Linked DNA regions of Homo sapiens: region 1 is linked to region 2. The links are chromatin contacts, found by Hi-C or POLR2A ChIA-PET in ENCODE. All regions are on one chromosome and are shown on one strand. The core of a region is the stretch at or near the end of the contact, and the rest is flanking DNA. Distances in the headings are between cores, read along the strand shown. Region 1 overlaps IQSEC1 (IQ motif and Sec7 domain ArfGEF 1). Region 2 overlaps IQSEC1 (IQ motif and Sec7 domain ArfGEF 1).

Region 1 (3,663 bases), core at 1,120-3,619, 98 kb before region 2:
GGAAGGAAGGTCAGCCTCCTTCCAGGGGTGTGTCCAGCAGGGCTCTTGTATGAGAGCAAGTAGGGAAACGGAGGCTAAAGCTGGGACGACCCATGGCAGGCACCCAGCTTGGGCCCAGAATGTCAAACCCCACTGTGGCCAAACATAGGCCCAGGCTTGGCCTGTGCCCTGGACTTCTAAGGCCTCAGGTGGGGAGAAGTGTGTGAGGCAGCGATGGGGGGTGTGGGTGCCCCATGCCGGAAGGCAGGTGGCATTGGAGAAGAGGGTATTCCAAGGGCATGGTCTCTAGGGATGAGTTCTGTGTCATAGCTGATGCTCCCCAGGTGGGCAGGTACAGGCAGTGTTGTGGGGATGGGGCCCCCCAGCCTCCAGGAAAGCATCACTCCACGCCCTGAAGACACAGAATGTGAGGTGTGCTGCCAGGCAGAGCAGACAAGAGACAGTCCTTTCAGATGCATTCGTTGCCCCTGTGAGAGATCTGCTTTTCCTACTCCCATTTTACACATGAGGAAACTGAGGCACAGAGAGGTGAGGGGACAGGCACCAAGTCTATGGCTAGTCATGGGTGGAGGTGGGATGTGATCCTAGTTGGGCTGGCTCCAGGCCCACACCCCATAGCACAGACCGAACTTGGTCAAAGGCAGGAGGCAGGACCCAGGCTCCTGGGCCCAGATCCAGAGCTGGACGCCGAGTCTCTGGGCAGGAAATCAGGGCTCCAGGGCCCCTGGGCTGCCGGCATGGAGGCTGGGTGGGCCCAAACCCATGGGTCTGCTGAGATTCCTGGTGCAGGGCTCTTTGGGGAAGGAGCATGGTGGCTCAGGTCAAACATACCCGAGGTTAAGTCTGGGTCCAGCCAGAGAGGACCTTTAACCCTGCCCACTGCGCTTCCTCTCCTTGAGCCTCAGTTTCCCCATCTGAACAGGGGGCAGTGGGACTTGACATTGCCATGGGGTAGAGACAAGGCAGCTTCTCAGTTGAGCCAGCAGGGGGAAAGAAAGCACATGGTTTCTTGCATGTGGGGCAGACGCTCTTCCCAGGGCTGCTCAGTTGCCCCAGGACCTGTCCTGGGACCACCTGCTGGGGCCTGAGTGGACATGGCCCCCAAGGGGTTTGCTGTGTGTGTGGGACCATAAGTAACCCTGTCTCGCTTTTGCCACCTCAGGAGCTCCCTGGACACCGGAAGCAGCCTCTCCACTGACCGCTACAGGTACTGTCTTGCCGTCCACCCCAGCCTGCCCCAGGATCTCCTTAGGTCCTCACTGCCCATCTGCACCCAGAGGCAGGCCTCCAAGAGCCCTTTGGGGGAAATTAGCTCCACCATTTGGCCCTGAAATTCCCCCAAGGGCCAGAGGTACTACTGATATGTCCCCTGAGAGCTTCTACAGCTTGGAGTGGTTTCCCCTCAAATCAAGGTCCCCCCAAAGACCAGGACTGCAGTCGAAGTTCTGCCCCCAAAGACCAGAGCTCAGCTGAAGGCCCCTCGGAGGATCAGGCTGCAGCTGATAGTTCTTCCGAGATCCAAGGCTGGTGGGTCTCCCAAGGACCAGCCTGCAGCCGGCAGTTCCCATGACGACCAAGGCTGCAGCCCAGGGGAGAAGCCTGTTGGTTTCTATTGGTGTGCAGCTGCGCTTGGTGGGAGCTGGGGTGTCTGAGGGTCTCTGCTTCCGTGTGCTTTGTATCTTGATGTCTTCCAAAAAGAGCATTTTCTGTTTTCACACACACAAAAAAATACTGGAGACTGCGCTTAGAGGAAAGCTCCCTTGATTGGAAGCCAGCAGATCCTTGTTCCAGTCTCGTGGGCAAGAAAGACAAGTGACAGGCAGACTGTCCTGGCAGTGGAGGTGGCTTAGAGGGCTGTGTTCGGTGCATCGATGTGAATTGGGGAGGAGGGGACATCTGTGCTGCGTTGTAGAGGTGACTAGAGGTTGACTGGTTCCCTGTTTGGAGGGTGGGAGACAAGTGGTCCCGGAAGGGAGCACCCTGTGTAAGGACCTGTGGAGGGTGGATGTGGCCGGGCCATGGAGAGGGAGGAGGGGAGTTGGGGGAGGTTTGGGAGGGAGCTTCGTCCTGCTAAAGAGCTTGGCTTCTGGGAGAGGGGGTTTTTGAACAAGCCCAAAAAGAGACTCACAAGGTCGTAGGCCCTGTCCCTGGAGACAGCAACCAAGGGCTGGGCCCCACGTGTCAGGGTTGCAGCAGATGCTATACAGGAAGGAGATGTCAGAGCGACCGACTCTGAAACTCTGGGCTGCAGGGAGCGAGGGGGTGGCCATCTGGGCCCTGCTTCCCTGAGCCAGCTAGGGACTGGCAGCCCCGCCGCGTGCGCTCCTGGAGGACACAGCCAAGTGGTACACACGTGTACACACATGAGCGACACGCTCACGCAGTCACCTGATCCTCTGCACGGACACTCCACAGTCACACCCACATATCATCATAACAGTACTTCCTTTGCTTTGTGAAAGCTGACAGCCCTTATGGCCCAGCGAGTCAGGGCTATTGTTAGCCCACTCCACAGACGTCACCTGCTCAGGATTCGAGACTGCGGGGGCAGAGCCGGGATTTGAACATTTGGGTATCCTGGTGTGAATACTGCCCAACACCGTAGCACACTCCCTGCCCTCATACTAGTAGTTCCTCATATGCCCATTGCATAATCTCACACGCACACACGTATACACACAGACTCCAGAACATTCCCACACCCAGTTCTTCCTGTAGTCAAATGCTAGCATTGTCACTTTTGCACATGGGTGAACACACAGCCCCCATTTTGACACATATGTGCTTGCGGGCTCACACTGGTACACACACTCTCACCCCTGATGGGATGGCTCAGGGTGCCAGCAGGCGTGTGGGTTCCTGTGTCAGGGTGGCCCCAGGGAAGGAGGCTGAGGAGGCTCCTGTAGGGGCTGAGCCTGGCCTCTGCACCACCCACCCATGCCACGGGCGCCACTGCAGCTCCATCTGAATTGTCCACTCCGCCGGCCAGTCAGTCAGGTGCCCTGCTCGAGGCCAGCCCAGGAAAGTTCTGGTATGCAGGGAGTGTGGATGGGGCTCTTTGTTCTAGGATGTGTGGGGGCCTAGCAGGTTCCGTGCTCCTGCCCACTTGGGTCTCACTGCACAGCCCTCCATCGGATGGAGCCACACTTGACCTCAGAGCCAATGCCCCAGTGCCTCACTCCCTGGAGGACAGAGCAGGGATCAGAGCGGAGGCCGTAGGAGCCCCTCAGCTCTGCTGTTTCCCCGCCTGCATTCAGCCACATTTCCTGAGCACCTGCGGGTGTCGGGCACTCAGGATCCCTCGTTGAGCAGTCCTGCTGCCTTCACAGAGCATCTGTGGCAGGCAGGAGCACAGGCAGCAAGCAGAAAAAGAAACTGGTTTTTAACATAACGTGTCAAGTGGTGACAAGAGCTATGGAGAAAATAAATCCAGGTGAAGGGAATAGACAGAGATGGGAGGGTGGCCAGGGAAGGCCTCTGGGCCTGGAAGCACAGGAGGGGTGAGGAGCATCCCAACAGTCTGGTGGGAACAGCGGTGCAGAGGCCCTGGGGTGGAGCATGCCTGGAGGAGTGGCCAGGAGGCAGATGCTAAGTGGGGCCTGCCCCATCCTGCCATCTTGCCTTGGCATGCGTCCTGACTCCCAACCCTCACAGCAGCCTCAG
Region 2 (3,492 bases), core at 454-2,953:
AAGGACTAGAAGAATGACATGGATTTGAATCTTGGCTCTGCTCTGTGGTCTGCAGTCCTGGGCAAGGATCACAGTGGGCCCTTCTTGAGCCTCCATTTTCTCATATGGAGAATGGGAAGAGCAGTGCTTTCTTGACAGGCTTGTTGCAGGGGTGAAATCTGTGTACTTAGCTTGTGCTGGGCTCCCCCGTCGCATAGTGGCATAGTGGGTGAGCATACGTGTGGGTGACCCAGCCCCAGCCACATCAGCCCAGAAAGACTGATTTTTCCAGACCCTGCTTGAACACCTGCACTAGCCCTTAAAGCAGCCCCTTCTTAAATTGCTGAACTGTTCAAAACTGCTAGCTGTCTGAAGCTCCTGCCCCTGGCCTCACAAACCTGCCTGTTCTCTCTGCACCAGGACCACCCTGCAGAGACCTGGCAGGGGTGGCGGCCACCTCTCTCCAGCTGTGCCATCCCTGCTCTTGCTCAGAGGATGTGCCCCCACCCGCCCCCCAGACCCTGCCTGGCTGTGTCCCATCCCTCCCCGAGACGGGGGCATAGAGGTGAAGATAGCCCTGTGCAGAACAAGACCATCCCCTTCCTTCCTCTGGGTGACTAACCTTGGTTAATGTGGCCTAGGCAGAGAAGAGCCACAGAAAGCCCCAAGAGGGAGCTTGTGAGGGCTGGAAATGAATTGTGCCTGCCCAGTCTAGGCTCCCTTTCTGGAAATCAGAAACCCTGAAAGCAGAGTATAGGGGAAGCCATGAGGCCTGGAGGCGTGATGGGCATACGTACTTCAGGAGGCTGTTTTGCTCTGGCCTGTGCAGACTGCCAGGAGTCTGGCCTGAGGCTGCTGGCATGGACATTTAACCACAGACAGGCTTTCAAGATTGCCTGCTTCCTCTAGCATGGGGCCCGGCCCCCTCTGAAGAGGGTGGCTTTGCCATGTGATGTGGCCACCCTCTGGCCACACGTGGCTAGGCTTATTTCTCTGATTTATCTCATAACTGTGCACAACCCCAGGACCCCTAGGCTCTGGACCCAGCCCTGTCCAAGCTGCCAGCAGCATGCTTTTCCCCTGAGCAGCTGGGCAGGAGAGGCATGGTGTGGGGTCAGGTCCCACACAACTCTGTCTTATACTCACAACCTTGACTTGGTGACTCAACTCTTCCATCCCTGAGTTTGTCATCTGCAGAAGGGAGCAGTCCTAGCTACCTCCCAGCGACGGTGGTTGAGTTACAGGTCATGTATTTTAAACACACCCACCACGGCATCTTGTACCTGGCAGGTTTGTGGAGAAGTTGCTGCTGTATAATTCAGACCCGTGTATACTTGTGTTTGCGTATGTATATGTGTGTACATACATGTGTGTTTGCCCTCTCCGTAAGAAGTTGCATGAACACAATGGGCAAGTGTTCGGGCGTCCTGGCCAAGCTGCCCATATGCCCTTGGGGATGGGTGCCACCTTTCCGTGCCTGCAGGGTATTGAGAGCACTGAATGTGTTCCATATACAGCTTAGAACATCACTAGCCATATAGACATTCGCTGTTACTACCATTGTCGTTGTCGATATTGGGGGTGAACAGTGGGTCACTGCTTTCATCTTGTACCCTCACTGGTGCCCAGAACCTCCCCTGGCTAACATTTTTCTTGAGAAAAGTCATTCATTACTTCATAGGCCATAATTAGAGACATCCGTGGCTGAGAGGCCACAGCCCCCCAGCCCTGACTCATTCCCTGGCGAGTCGGGACGTGGCATCCAACAGGTCTGGGCTGAGGGGCTGGGGTTGGACTGTCTGCCTTTCTCACCCATCCCCATGAGCTCCCCAGTCCAGGGAACAGGCCAGTGGAAGGTGTCTGGGTCCAGGTCTCCCTCCACCCTGGGGTCAGGCTCTCCAGCCTGGAGGTGGGTGTCTCGAAGAGAGGGTCTCAACAGCAGGCAGGGTGCAGGGCAGGTGACCCTGGCTTGGGGCACTAGGCTTGTCTGCCCTTCCTGCCTCCAGCTGCTGGGGCTTGTAGATCAGAGAATAACCCAAGACAGCCATTGAAAAGTGCTTTTTAAGAGCCAAGCACTTTCTTAAGGACCTCACTGTATTAATTAGCTCCACTAAGTCTTCACAGTCCTGTGAAGTAGATACACTAATTACCCCAATTTTAGAGGAAGGAACCTGAGGCACAGCATTAATTCCTCCTGTGGTCACACAGCTGGTAAGCAGTAGAGCTAGAATTCCACCCAGGAGCCTGCTTGGCCCCTTGCTTGGCAGAAAGCCTGGGTGGGGCGGGGCAGCAGGAGGAAACTCTTCAAGTTGTGATCTCTATTCCTGCGAGGTGTCCATTGCAACACTGTCCTATAGGGATCTAGCGCTTCACCCAGCCATGTCCCCACATAAAACACCACATACCACTTCCATCACAGGAAAACATGTTTGGAAAACTGGAGAAGGGGGAAGAGCTTGGCGACCTTTCAGTGACCAAAGCTTGGAGTCCCCAGTCTGGGAAAGGAGGGCTCACTGTGCCTTAGCACGTGATGGGCTCTGGGGCAGAGTGTGGATGCATCCACATGCAGCTCCAGGCCCTTACGTGCTCTCTGGCCCTGTCCTTGGCCTGTCCCACCACCAGGGGCCCATCCAGGACATACAGAACTCATCTCATGGGAAGGAGCAGGCCTCCTGCTCATGGCCATTCCCATCTTTGCTGGAGGCCAGGGCTTTGGGGGATGCTTGGGCAGTTGTCTCCCACCCTCACAGAGCAAGACTCCTCCATGGTGCAGATGGACTGCACACGAGATCAGGTGATCCCCGGGGTGGGGAAGAGTGTGTGGGGTGAGGGTGGCCTTGTGGAGGAAGTGGGGTTAAGCTGAGACCTCGGTGTAAAGATGGCAGACTCAGACAGGTCATATGGCCCTGGGATAGAGGCTTCCAGCCAGGATTGGAGTCCCTTGTACCACCTCTCTGACGGGTGTCTGACCTGCCGCAGCTTGCACACCTCCAGTGACAGAGAACTCACCACCTCCTAAGCAGCCCTAACCACATGAGAGTGTACTTCATCACGTCGGGTATTGGCAGTCATAGTTCTGCCTGCAGGAGAAATCTCTAGCCTCGGCTTGTCAGCCTGTCAGAGGCTTGATGATGGGGATCACATCATCTCCCCGAGGCTGCTTTCCTCCCGGCTGCACAGCCCCAGCTCTTGATAGGAGCATACTGTTATACTGCTTCCTGGCATACTGTTATTTGGCCTTGGCAAATAGAGTCCATCTCACATGCTAGCTGGGATCAGTTGTATGGAGTGCTGTGTTGGAAGGAGGCTGAGGCTTCATCCAAGCTCTTTAGGAGGGAGTCTGTGATCAATTAGCAATGTCTGCCAGGGAGGAGTGGGTAGGGCATGCAGGTGTCCCAGGTCTGCTGTCCCTGCCCTCAGGCTCTGGACTGTCTGTGCAGCCCCCAGACACTGTCTTCTGCTGTGTCTGAGAACTGTGGCGGGCAGCAGGGCTATTTTTGCTCCTGGCTTTTT

What was found. A loop is a pair of places that touch in the nucleus more often than their neighbours do. ChIA-PET counts read pairs that join two places held with the same protein, here RNA polymerase II (POLR2A). Pooled maps may share reads with other maps.
Region 1: a loop to region 2 is called in a pooled map, with 3 times the contacts of the local background. The contact joins two enhancer-like sites. A Hi-C loop is called at or near these places in 4 of 50 pooled maps. POLR2A ChIA-PET finds 5 or more read pairs at or near these places in 2 of 52 experiments (H1 and activated B cell).

The regions. Positions count from the first base shown.
Region 1 is chr3:13,045,022-13,048,684 of GRCh38, reverse strand. The region is part of intron 1 of IQSEC1 (IQ motif and Sec7 domain ArfGEF 1); the gene reads left to right. Among named protein-coding and RNA genes, the nearest start is that of IQSEC1, 27 kb to the left of the region's middle. RefSeq lists enhancers at 1,189-1,707, 2,063-2,482, 2,923-3,002. Within about 2 kb of position 2,369, at least 7 of the 41 ENCODE cell types and tissues checked have a DNase peak (open chromatin) inside an H3K27ac peak, as active enhancers do.
Region 2 is chr3:12,946,767-12,950,258 of GRCh38, reverse strand. The region is part of intron 1 of IQSEC1 (IQ motif and Sec7 domain ArfGEF 1); the gene reads left to right. Among named protein-coding and RNA genes, the nearest start is that of LINC02022, 63 kb to the right of the region's middle. RefSeq lists enhancers at 321-500, 2,675-3,176 and a silencer at 1,061-1,140. Within about 2 kb of position 1,703, at least 8 of the 41 ENCODE cell types and tissues checked have a DNase peak (open chromatin) inside an H3K27ac peak, as active enhancers do.